3 separate regions of the Homo sapiens genome follow, and all the other regions are linked to region 1. The links are chromatin contacts, found by Hi-C or POLR2A ChIA-PET in ENCODE. All regions are on one chromosome and are shown on one strand. Each heading gives the region's core, a stretch centred on a gene start or an enhancer-like site at or near the end of the contact. The rest is flanking DNA. Distances are from core to core; before and after follow the strand shown. Region 1 has its middle 30 kb from the start of LINC02869. Region 2 has its middle 130 kb from the start of LYPLAL1. Region 3 has its middle 150 kb from the start of LYPLAL1.

Region 1 (3,373 bases), core at 662-3,161:
TCAGCATAAATTATTTTCTATTGATATTTATTCTATGCTTTGGGTATAAAAGTTATTGTCACACATTCTGGTATAGGTTATATGACTATCAGTTTTTAAATAGTTTCCATGGTTAGTTTATGGAAACAGGTGTGTGTGTGTGTATTTTCCTGTCATTGCAAATTTCTACAGTTCGAAGTATCCTGTAATTAGGGTCATGAGAAAGTGTTTATTTCCTGGGTCAGAGGCAGAGAGAAAGCAAACTTTTTGCTATGGAAACCATGATTTCCAAGAGTCTACCAATACCACTTTCTATTTTCTTTATCTTTTTCTCCCCTACCAATTCACTTTTATTGGCAGCACTGGTTGTTCTACTATTCTCTTTCTATTATTCCAACTTGCTGATTCTCTTCAAGTTAAAGAGATGGGCATCAGTTTCTACTAACATGACCAATGGGTCTGAAGCTCTGTCTTTTTGGAAGCACAGAAAATCAACCACTCAGAAGCCCAGTGGAAGAATACAGTCTATTTCTCTAGCTCCTTTTGAAGTCAGGTCTTATGTGTGTCCCAAAGCTGGGTCATTTTGTTAGCTTATTATTGACTATATTGTTTTAATATTCTGCTTTGGTGTGTGTCTCATCTATTGTTTTGTGAACTCCTGGGCTATGTTATGTTAGGGGCTATATTTTTATCAATCTTTGCATTCTCTGTACCCTATGATTACTTAATAAGCACTTCATAAATAATGTGTTATGAGTGAATAAATTAATAAATGAATTGCTTATTTGACACACACACACAGTTTCCACTGGAAAGCTTCCTGTTGTGAAATACTTGTTACTTTGCTTGTCAACCCTATCCAACAATGTTGGATAGCTCTAATGATAGAAAGCTTTTATTTTGTATTAACCTAAATCTTACCCTCAGAACTTCCATTTTCCCATAGAAAACATCTTCTCTTTCCCAAGTATTTATTTTATGTATTAAACTGAAGGCTTCAGGCCTGACAAAGATAGCAATTTTGTTTTCAACAGGAAGTACTGTGCTTATTCCTTTGCTTGTTCAACCATCTTCATTCCAGTGGCATTCCAGTGGCAAGCTTCTGGCATGCCCACCACGCAGGTCATTTAGGGAGAAATCCAAATTCCATTTAGACACATTTTGAACTCCTCTAAATATTGTGCTTTCTCAGGCTTCCAGGGAGCCAGTGTTTATCACTGGATGAATACAGTTACAGAGAGATCAAGGACTTAGTTTATTCTGGGTCACATCCATTATAATGGCATAGTTTAGGCCAAGGAATCCTCTTGTCCCCAACAACTTTCCCAGGTCTAAGACTTACATTTTCTGCTGTGTTGCCCTCCTTTGAGGGATAAACCCATGTGGCCAGGCTGGGACTGCTCTTTCTTTATTCTAGAGCAGCAGGACTGCTTTGCGTAGCTAGCTCTTCCTCTCTCCTACACTCATTGCCAGACAATACAGTATGCAGAACCCAGCATCTGACACTCATACTTGGCTCAGGGCTGGTTTGTGAATCACATGTCAGAGCAGGACTTCAAATCTCATGTCCAACACAAAGAAAGATGACGCCAGTGCTTTGAAATGTCTTTAAACACGAAATATGTCAACTTAGTGACCCCTCAACTCTGTCCCCTCTCTCTCCCTTGCACTTTTTTTCAAGATGTTTAGAAACTGTGTCATCTTTGTTTCTGAAATATTGTTTTAGGATTAAGGTTTGTCAGCATCATGAATCTGCACTAAAAATACTGCAAGGAACATGAGACCATAATTATATCAGCTTTGATCACACTGATTCCACTAATTAAAAATTCCACTGAGAAGAGTGCTGCGGAATCATGTAAACCCTGTGAATTACCTAATAATGATAGAAATATTCAAAGCATTAGTGATTAATGAACAGATGTGAAGAGGCAATACAAGCTTATGGGAAACCATTTCTAATGATGATGTCAGCAAGGAACAATTTGCAGACATAATTACTGAAAAATTATCAGAGACTTCCTTGTCAAGTATTTTGTATGTTTATAAAGCTGTTGGTGACTCATTTTAGAAGTCTGGGAGACTTATTTGATTTGGAATCAGGATTTTATTATAGCTTAGCTGTTATGTAATAGTTTACTCAGACTGATGGGGAGATATTCTTCCATGTCAACATAACTTGTATGGTGTGCAATGAGATTTCCTTGTAGTTATTTCAGCAATTCATATCTGAATGCTTTCCCATATTTTCAGTCCTGAAGTATATTCTCAGTTTGTAAAATGGAGTGCAAGACAGGCTGTGAGATAGATTAATTGTTCAATGATTTATCACGAACTCTAACAGTTTACTACATTGGGACAAAGTTGTTTTGGTTTATAAAGCTGGTAGTGTCATATGGAATGGCTATCTCTGGCATGCCATAAATTCAATATATGAGTGTTTTGCCATACATATGTGTGCTTTACTGTGGTCAGTATCATAATTAGCCAAGCTTTACCCACATGCCCCAAAATTCCAATGCTTGAGAGCAAAGTCATCTGGATACAACTAGTTTTTATGTTGGCTGGGGAACTATTGTTTGATCAACATCTCTAGTTGCTAACTAGCGGTATTTCATTTGGAGTTTCCAAAACACTAATAGCAACCAGATAGATATTGTGTCTGTCCCTTGCCTCAAATTTTAATCATGTTGTTGTCTCCAGAACAATTCCAAAAGAAACATAGCCCGAAAAATGTGGTGCTTTCCAAGAAAGGTTGGGTGTTATCATTGCTCTGAAGGGGACAGTGTGGGGAAATAATTAAATAGGATAAGCAGGGAGGGCTCCCGTATTCCTTTCCTGGCTCTTCAACTGCCTAGCTGCTACTGTACCATTGTTAGTTTTTCTGGTTTCTCTCTAAATAAGTTTCTTTATCTAATGACTAAAGGAAGAAGAATTTAACCATGAGACTACATAATTAGCTTGAGTATTTGCCTACATGGGTTTATATGCAGATATGTGGATCTCATTTAAACACTTTTAAATGAATTTATTTTATTTATGTATTTATGTATTTATTTATTTATTTATTTATCTATTATTTATTTTGAGATGGAGTCTTGCTCTGTCCCCCAGGCTGAAGTGCAGTGGTGCGATCTCGGCTCACTGCAACTTCTGCCTTCTGGGTTCAAGCGATTCTTCTGCCTCAGCCTCCCAAGTAGCTGGGACTACAGGTGCACACCACCACGCTGGGCTAATGTTTGTATTTTTAGTAGAAATGGGGTTTCACCACATTGGCCAGGCTGGTTTCGAACTCCTGACCTCATGATCTGCTTGCCTTGTCCTCCCAAAATGCTGGGATGACAGGTGTGAGCCACTGTGCCTAGTCCGAATTTATTTATTTATTTATTTTATT
Region 2 (3,295 bases), core at 631-3,130, 820 kb after region 1:
TTTTATTATCTTCCCTAGGTCTTCCCTTGAATCTTAAATCATGAAATATTAATAATTAATCAATCAATTCATTTATTTATTTGTGCGTTTGTTTTCAACAACAATGTATTGGATGTTTACAATGTTCCAGGCACTGATCTAGTTACTCAAGACATAGCTATAAACTAAATAGACAAGTTTTTTGCTTTCATGGATTATCTTATAGTCTAGTGGGTAATAAAAACAATACAAATGTAGATTAATAAATAATTTAAGAGTCATGACTACTCTGAGGGAAATAAAACCAGGTGACAGGAGAGCTAGTGACAGATAAGCAGGGTTGTGCCTGGGGCTTGGGAATCCCCAAGACATTTTGGCCATGGAGCAGATGATCTGCAGCAGGCAATTGGTTGTTTCTTGTCACCCAGTGTTACTGGTGGTTGGAGCTCATCTACTATGTGCAGATCATAGAACATGTGAGCTGTGAGAGAACTCAACAGTGATGAAGTCTAGCAATTCTCAAATACTATTTTATTGCCATATATTTATTCAAGTGAAATCTCATAGGGAAGCCCATAACTCCTGGATGTTTTCATAATTCCGCTGAAAACCTTTGGTCTGGCTTATGTTCTTTACTTTTACAAATGAGGAAACAAATACAAATGGCACATGGAGATGAATGGTCAAAAATTAGATGGCAGACAGGTGTGAATGACATCATAGGTATCTTATGATACCTGATTGGCTCGGGTGGCTACTATGTTTTTCTGTTTGAAGAAACAGTTCCCTTCAAAACAAGTTTCCAACCTAGGGATATGATTTATTGCTCCATTGCAATTTTTAACAGTATTACCCAATTATTTACATAACTTATTCCCTAACTAGTTCTAAATAGTTTTTAGTTGTTGCTTAAGACCAAAACAATTATCTAATAAATATTTACAATGATTTACAAACATAAAGATTGAAGATGTATGTCCCCTTTAGGCTCAGCTGTAAATTACCTTCTCTCTCTCTGATCCCTATAATCCTTTATACCTCCCATATGATATTTGCCAGATTTTACCTTGTAAAATTGCTGTCACAACCTTTTCTGACCCTATACATAAAACTGCAAAAGGTCTGAGACCAGGAAATCATATCTTAATATATTTGTGGTACCCACTAAAAACAGTGCCATGCATTTATAGTAGATGCTAAATAACAAATATTAAATAATTATCCAAGATGCTCAGTTTAATTCAAGCAGACAGAGTCACTGAAAAATTATTTTGAGCATTGATAACATCACTGGCATATGTGGGTAGCCTGCCAGGTGGCAGTCTTGCCAAGGAAAGCATTCATTTGAATGTGTAAGATCTGGTATGTCATCAAAAGCCATTCGTATGATTTCATCGTCATGGCATCTATTTAGTGAGTGACTCTTAGATTACTTAGAGCAGGATGCTAGGTGCTTTGGGTGGGATTCAGAAGAGGCATAAAATATAATCCATTCCTTTAACAAATTAGCAGTGAAGACTGGGAAACAAGAGTCCAAAAATATAAAGTCGTGTATAATTAAGTTCTAAATTGTGTAGTGAAAGTAAGTGAGGCAGAAGTCCAAGGAGTGATCACTAAATGGTGGCTGTGGAGGGTAGGAAAGGCACCAGACCCTAGATTGCCATGAAAACACATATTGAGATGCCAAGTCGTCTACACAGATCTCTGAGGGAATTAAAGGCTAGTCTACACAAGGTCATAGCACAATAAACGAGTCGCAGGAATGAAGAACAAAATTGGCTTTCATTTTTCCTATCGGCAAAGAGGCTTGGCTTGACACAGTACTGCAGGTTTCAAAAATTCCAGTGTCAGATATTGTTCCTAAAGGAGAAACATTCTGAGAACTTGTGAGAATGCAAATTTGTCCTTGCACAGGAGGACGTCAGCCAAAGAGTTCCCAGACATTACTCACTGGTTCGGCATATCCCTCAACCTACTAGGCTAAGTTGTGCCATGTCACTGAGGGGACCACAGTCTGTTCTTACATGGACTGTGGCTCAAGAAATTAGGAATGGGAAGGACCAGAATTTACAGTGTGGAGATGAAAGGTACAAGCCTTATAAGGAGAGATCACAAAAGAAAAATGTTAGACTATCTGGAATGCCAGGTGATGAGATATGACATGTAACATGGGTAGTTAACCCATCAGGAGCTCTAGACACAAATATACTCCCTTTCTTTCAGGGTGTAGAGTACTCTGTAATTGGTGTAGGAAGCATATAAGGTGCTGTTTTCATAAGTCTTTAGCCTGGATGGAAAGTTATGCAGAAGTTAGAAAAGAGACATACTGAAGAAAAAAACAGCCGAAGATGCCTCCCCCTCAAGACTATTCATTTATCTATAAAGGATGTTTTGGGGTCACAAAATTGGATGATACTTCCAAGGACTCCATAAAATTATTGTGAAGCCTATAATGGCTGATGTAAAACACTGAAATAACAGTGCATGTCTTAAACTGATGCACGCAACTTGATTGAACAGGATAATGGCACAATGGCAGAAAGTGATATTCAGGGCATTGGGTATCTGTTGAAAACCCTATCGTTTACAAACAGAAATTTGTTGACCACTTACTCTGTGTTGGGTGCTGTACCAGGTGCTGTGAGAATATGAAAGAAATACAAGGCTGATTCCTCTGCTGAGAGAAATCTAAAATTGGAGGGGAAATGAGGATCCATATATGTCCTTGGCAAAACAACCTCTTTCTTCCAACACCACCAGCTTCATCATCACTATCAACTCTGAACTACAATACTTCCATTTTGTTTATGCGGTATTTTATGATTTAACCCAGGAATGTTGACAGTATTCTCCCATTTCCAGATTAAAGATATTTCATTTGTCCAGGTTATCTCAGGTTACATGAAAAGTAATCTTATCTTTGACACTCTGAAAGTCTCAGCTACTACTAGCGTTTTCTAACAGACAATGAACTCCATACATGTAATTTAGTTCACATCAATCATACAGAACATATAAATATATACATATGAATGGTATCTTCTTGAGTGTAGACTTTGAGAGGCCAAGTCCAAAATACTTTTGGAAAATCTCTTTGGAAATTGTCTTCAACAAATGCATTGCATTCTCTGGTTTCCTAATGCTGTCAGATATGTAACTTGTAAACAATAAATTTTATAAGTAACCAAAGGTTATTGGGAGCTCTGATGGTTAATTTTGTGTCAATATGACTGAGCCACAGGGAGCCCAGGTATTTGGTTTATGATTATTCTAGTGTGTCTGTGAGTGAGTTTCTGGATGAGATTAACATTTGAAT
Region 3 (3,638 bases), core at 1,014-3,513, 840 kb after region 1:
TTCCAGAAGTCAAACAAAAAAGGAGAAATTGTTTACTTGAAACTTCTAAGAAGTAAAGAAGGTGATAACTTACACAGGTCATCTCTGAGCTTAAATTGTGCGATGCTAAGAACAAAGAAATCAGAAGGGTTAAGATTCCTATGTGTTTTCACTTCCTCACTTAGCCCATTTTCTGTCCCAGTTTTTCAGTCCTCTGTTGTTCCTGTTCTTTCATGAGCATCAATGTGTGTTCAAAGTAAAAATTGAATGCTTAAATACTGCAGTAAAGGGAAATTAGAAAATCTTAAGTTAGTTTCAGTTTTAGATTTTAAGGCTGGATTCTAAATGCCAGTTTGTTTAAGCGATGCTTTTCCCTTTGTTTCTACATGTTGAAATAGGAAAGTTCTGTGGGAAATTGGCTTCCTGGTGTGAAATGCAAGACTTGAAGTTCAAAGATACTTGTGAAATCCAGTCCTTGTTTTGTTCATTAATTTCTATAAGCAAGCACAACTATTTAGCTAAACAATTCAAGACCTAACTGAACTGTTAAATGTATAAACAGCGGGACAACCATGGGAACTAATTGCCCTTCCCTGAGATGCAGCGACATTTGGGGAAAAGTCACCATATGCACATTTCAAAAGCTGCAGGTGCAACCACATGGAAAGGTTAGGTCAGTTATGGAATTGAAAGTATACTGAAAATATAAACTAACATGAACTAGGAAAAAAAGACCTCATGAAGAGGAAGAAAAATGAGAGGTGGGTGGATTCAGACCCTTGTAAAGACTTCCTGTCAATAGTCCTGGTTTCTCAGGGAAGTCTCATTATGTGGCCTTCATTAGGTGAGTTTGAAAGAGGTTAGGGAGGAAGGGGCTGAGCCAAATAGGGAAGCAGTAGGGTATCCCTTCTCATCTGTCTGTGCCCCACAAGGTTGTTGATTGCTGAAATGGGCAGAGCAGCCTGCCTGTCACATGTGGCATAATGAAATTCCTGCCCACGTCTGTTGTGAGCTCTCTCCTTTGAAGCTGGGCTCTGTTACGGCTGCTCCAAATGAAACATGTACCAAAGTGACCCATGGACAGGGAGAACTGTGGTTTCCATAGAGCTGGCATTTGTTCAACAATGTATAGTATAAGCCTGAATAATAACCGAGGCAGTTTAGAAGGGAAGAGGGCAAAGGCAAAAACAATAATAAAAACCTTAGAAAAAAGTACAGTGGATTCCTGCAGTTGCTTTAATCTCCCCAGTATAACAATATTTATGGAAATATACTATCAACACTGAGAAAGAAATATACACACACATGCATATATACTAAAACACACACCCATAACCACCCATATAGTAATAATTAAAAGGCAGTGACTTGAGTCTCCTTACCTTTCTGAACATCTGTCATGTTTTGGCAGATCATCAAAGCTCCCAGGAACATGGTAACTGACTAGTAAGCCGATGCTCTCTTCACTACCCAGTCTAAATGTGCGTTTCTCTCTGGTACTGTTCCCAAATGGTGGTTCTTTCTTACCCACTGTAAGGCCCCTTTTTCCTGCAGTGTGCATTTATTCTTTACCCTACAAGAAAACAGAATGTGACCAGATGGTTGTTACTAGGAAAGAATTATCCTGAAAAGAAACTAGATGCCAGTTTCTGATTCTTAATTCTCACTCTGTAACTTATGGGTTAAAGGCCCTGAATTTTAAGCTTCATTCTTTTTGGAGGGATAAGTGTGACCACGAGTTCTCCTTTTCTCCAAAGACGAGTGTATAGCTCCTTCATAGAATGTTCTGAAATGCCTGGAGGAACTGGGTCAGCTCTGCAAACAGTACTTACTATCCTTTCACTCTGCAGAAAGCCTGACCTTAACAATTCCACATCTATCCAAATATAAAGAACAAAAGGTAGTGACTCGGCCCCTCTCTCTTATCCCTTCCCCCTCTGCACTCGTGTTTCCTGCATTTAATAAAGGCAGCAGCTAAAATTTAATAGGAATTGGATAACCATGAAGCCATCTCCTGGAGTTACATAGCATGTTTTGTATTATAGTGTTAGGATTAAGGAAGGAAGAAGGCTAAATCTGCCTCTTGCTTCAAAAACTGGTTTCTTGACATCAGATTGACATGGATGGTGAGTGAAATACAGGATGAAGCCAAATAGTGTGTGTGTATGTGTGTGTTGGTGAGTGTGTGTTGAGGTCAGGTTGAAGAGTTGCAAAGTAAAAGTCAGTACATATGATTTTTGTTATTGTGGCAAGTTATTGCTCTAACTGATGTTTCACTGAGTCATCTAAATGTGCATAGAGTAACCGCCTTAAATACAGAATGTATTCCAGTAAAAGTGCTATAGCAAAGCTCCTTGGCTTTTTTCAAATAAGGTGTTTTCAAGCTGACATGCTGTTCATTGGGTTTGATGGTGCACACAGGAGATCTGTGTGTTCCCAAATACACCAACCTTCTTAACCATCACTAGACTGAGGCTAGTTCCTATGGGAAATATAAACTTCTTTGTTTTCAAAAAAACATATGGGCCAAATTAGAAAGTAAATAAATGAATACCTCTCAAGAATCCATGATAACACTTGCCGAGCAGTGGGTCAGGCCAGATTTAATCTAAAATCTTTCTGCTGCGTGTAAATGATTATGTCATAGCATTTGTCTTTAATTACTCACCTCTTTCCAAAGGCTTGACTCATAATGCGTTTCTCAGTTAACCACAAACACTTGTACTACAAGATTTGTCATATAGATTCACTCACTCCCTATACCCACCCCTTCTTCTTTCCCCTTCGCTACAACATTGTTAAGTCGTAGCTCCTGAAAAAGAAATTTTGAGACATTGTCTAAACCACCCCTTCCCTGATGTTTTGAAAATTTCCATGCAAAGAAAAATGGCACCGTCCCTTTCTTGACTCATGAAGACCACTATAGTAGACTTAATAGTAGTGGGAAATAGCAATACTCTATCATCATGGTTTTACACTTATATGACTTTGTTCCTCTGAGAATTTCTAAGAGTTTCAAAACATATGAAAAGAATAAAGACAATGGGTTGTAGCTTGTAAATGAGTACAAGTCAATTAAGCACCCACATACATATTTTTTCCTTCATCACTTCACTTCTCACCTCACCTTCCCCTGTGAGAAACAGAATGAATTCTGATTTAATTGAGTGAATTAAATCAGTCATGTCCTCAGCCCACTTAGCACATATTGTTAATCCACTCAGTTTTAGCAGAGGTGTTGGCTCTCATTGGTGATTGTTTCCATATCTTCTGACCAATCCTGTAAGAAGTTTGGGATTATAGAATTTGGGGGAAATATAAGAAATGACACAATCCTAAAGGTATGTCCATCCAGGATTGGTGTTATTTGTAGGTAAAGTAGGAATCACCTAAATGATGCAATTTGGGAGGTTTAAAGGATTTTCATCTCAGCTTACTACAACCTCCACCTCCTGGGTTCAAGTGATTCTCCCTGCCTCAGCCTCCCGAGTAGCTGGGATTACAGGCACCCACCACTATGCCCTGCTAATTTTTGTATTTATAGTAGAGGCGGGGTTTCACCATGTTAGCCAGGCTGGTCTCAAACTCCTGACCTCAGGTGACCCGCCTGCCTCGGCCTCTCAAAATATTGGGATTACAGGGGTGAGCCACCACGCCCA

Evidence for each region. Hi-C counts contacts between places; a loop is a spot of excess contacts on that map. ChIA-PET counts read pairs that join two places held with the same protein, here RNA polymerase II (POLR2A). Pooled maps may share reads with other maps.
Region 2: a map of endothelial cell of umbilical vein shows a loop between it and region 1 (6-fold over the local background). The contact joins two enhancer-like sites. A Hi-C loop is called at or near these places in 4 of 168 maps with a recorded cell type or tissue (aorta, ascending aorta and endothelial cell of umbilical vein) and 4 of 50 pooled maps.
Region 3: a map of endothelial cell of umbilical vein shows a loop between it and region 1 (4-fold over the local background). The contact joins two enhancer-like sites. A Hi-C loop is called at or near these places in 1 of 168 maps with a recorded cell type or tissue (endothelial cell of umbilical vein) and 2 of 50 pooled maps. POLR2A ChIA-PET finds 5 or more read pairs at or near these places in 1 of 52 experiments (H1).

Annotation. Positions count from the first base shown.
Region 1 is chr1:218,478,805-218,482,177 of GRCh38, forward strand. No RefSeq gene overlaps it. Among named protein-coding and RNA genes, the nearest start is that of LINC02869, 30 kb to the right of the region's middle. Within about 2 kb of position 1,912, at least 13 of the 41 ENCODE cell types and tissues checked have a DNase peak (open chromatin) inside an H3K27ac peak, as active enhancers do; they include ascending aorta and endothelial cell of umbilical vein, where a contact is called at or near this core.
Region 2 is chr1:219,303,116-219,306,410 of GRCh38, forward strand. It overlaps a transcript of LYPLAL1 not described here. Among named protein-coding and RNA genes, the nearest start is that of LYPLAL1, 130 kb to the left of the region's middle. Within about 2 kb of position 1,881, at least 4 of the 41 ENCODE cell types and tissues checked have a DNase peak (open chromatin) inside an H3K27ac peak, as active enhancers do; they include ascending aorta and endothelial cell of umbilical vein, where a contact is called at or near this core.
Region 3 is chr1:219,322,573-219,326,210 of GRCh38, forward strand. It overlaps a transcript of LYPLAL1 not described here. Among named protein-coding and RNA genes, the nearest start is that of LYPLAL1, 150 kb to the left of the region's middle. Within about 2 kb of position 2,264, at least 2 of the 41 ENCODE cell types and tissues checked have a DNase peak (open chromatin) inside an H3K27ac peak, as active enhancers do; they include endothelial cell of umbilical vein, where a contact is called at or near this core.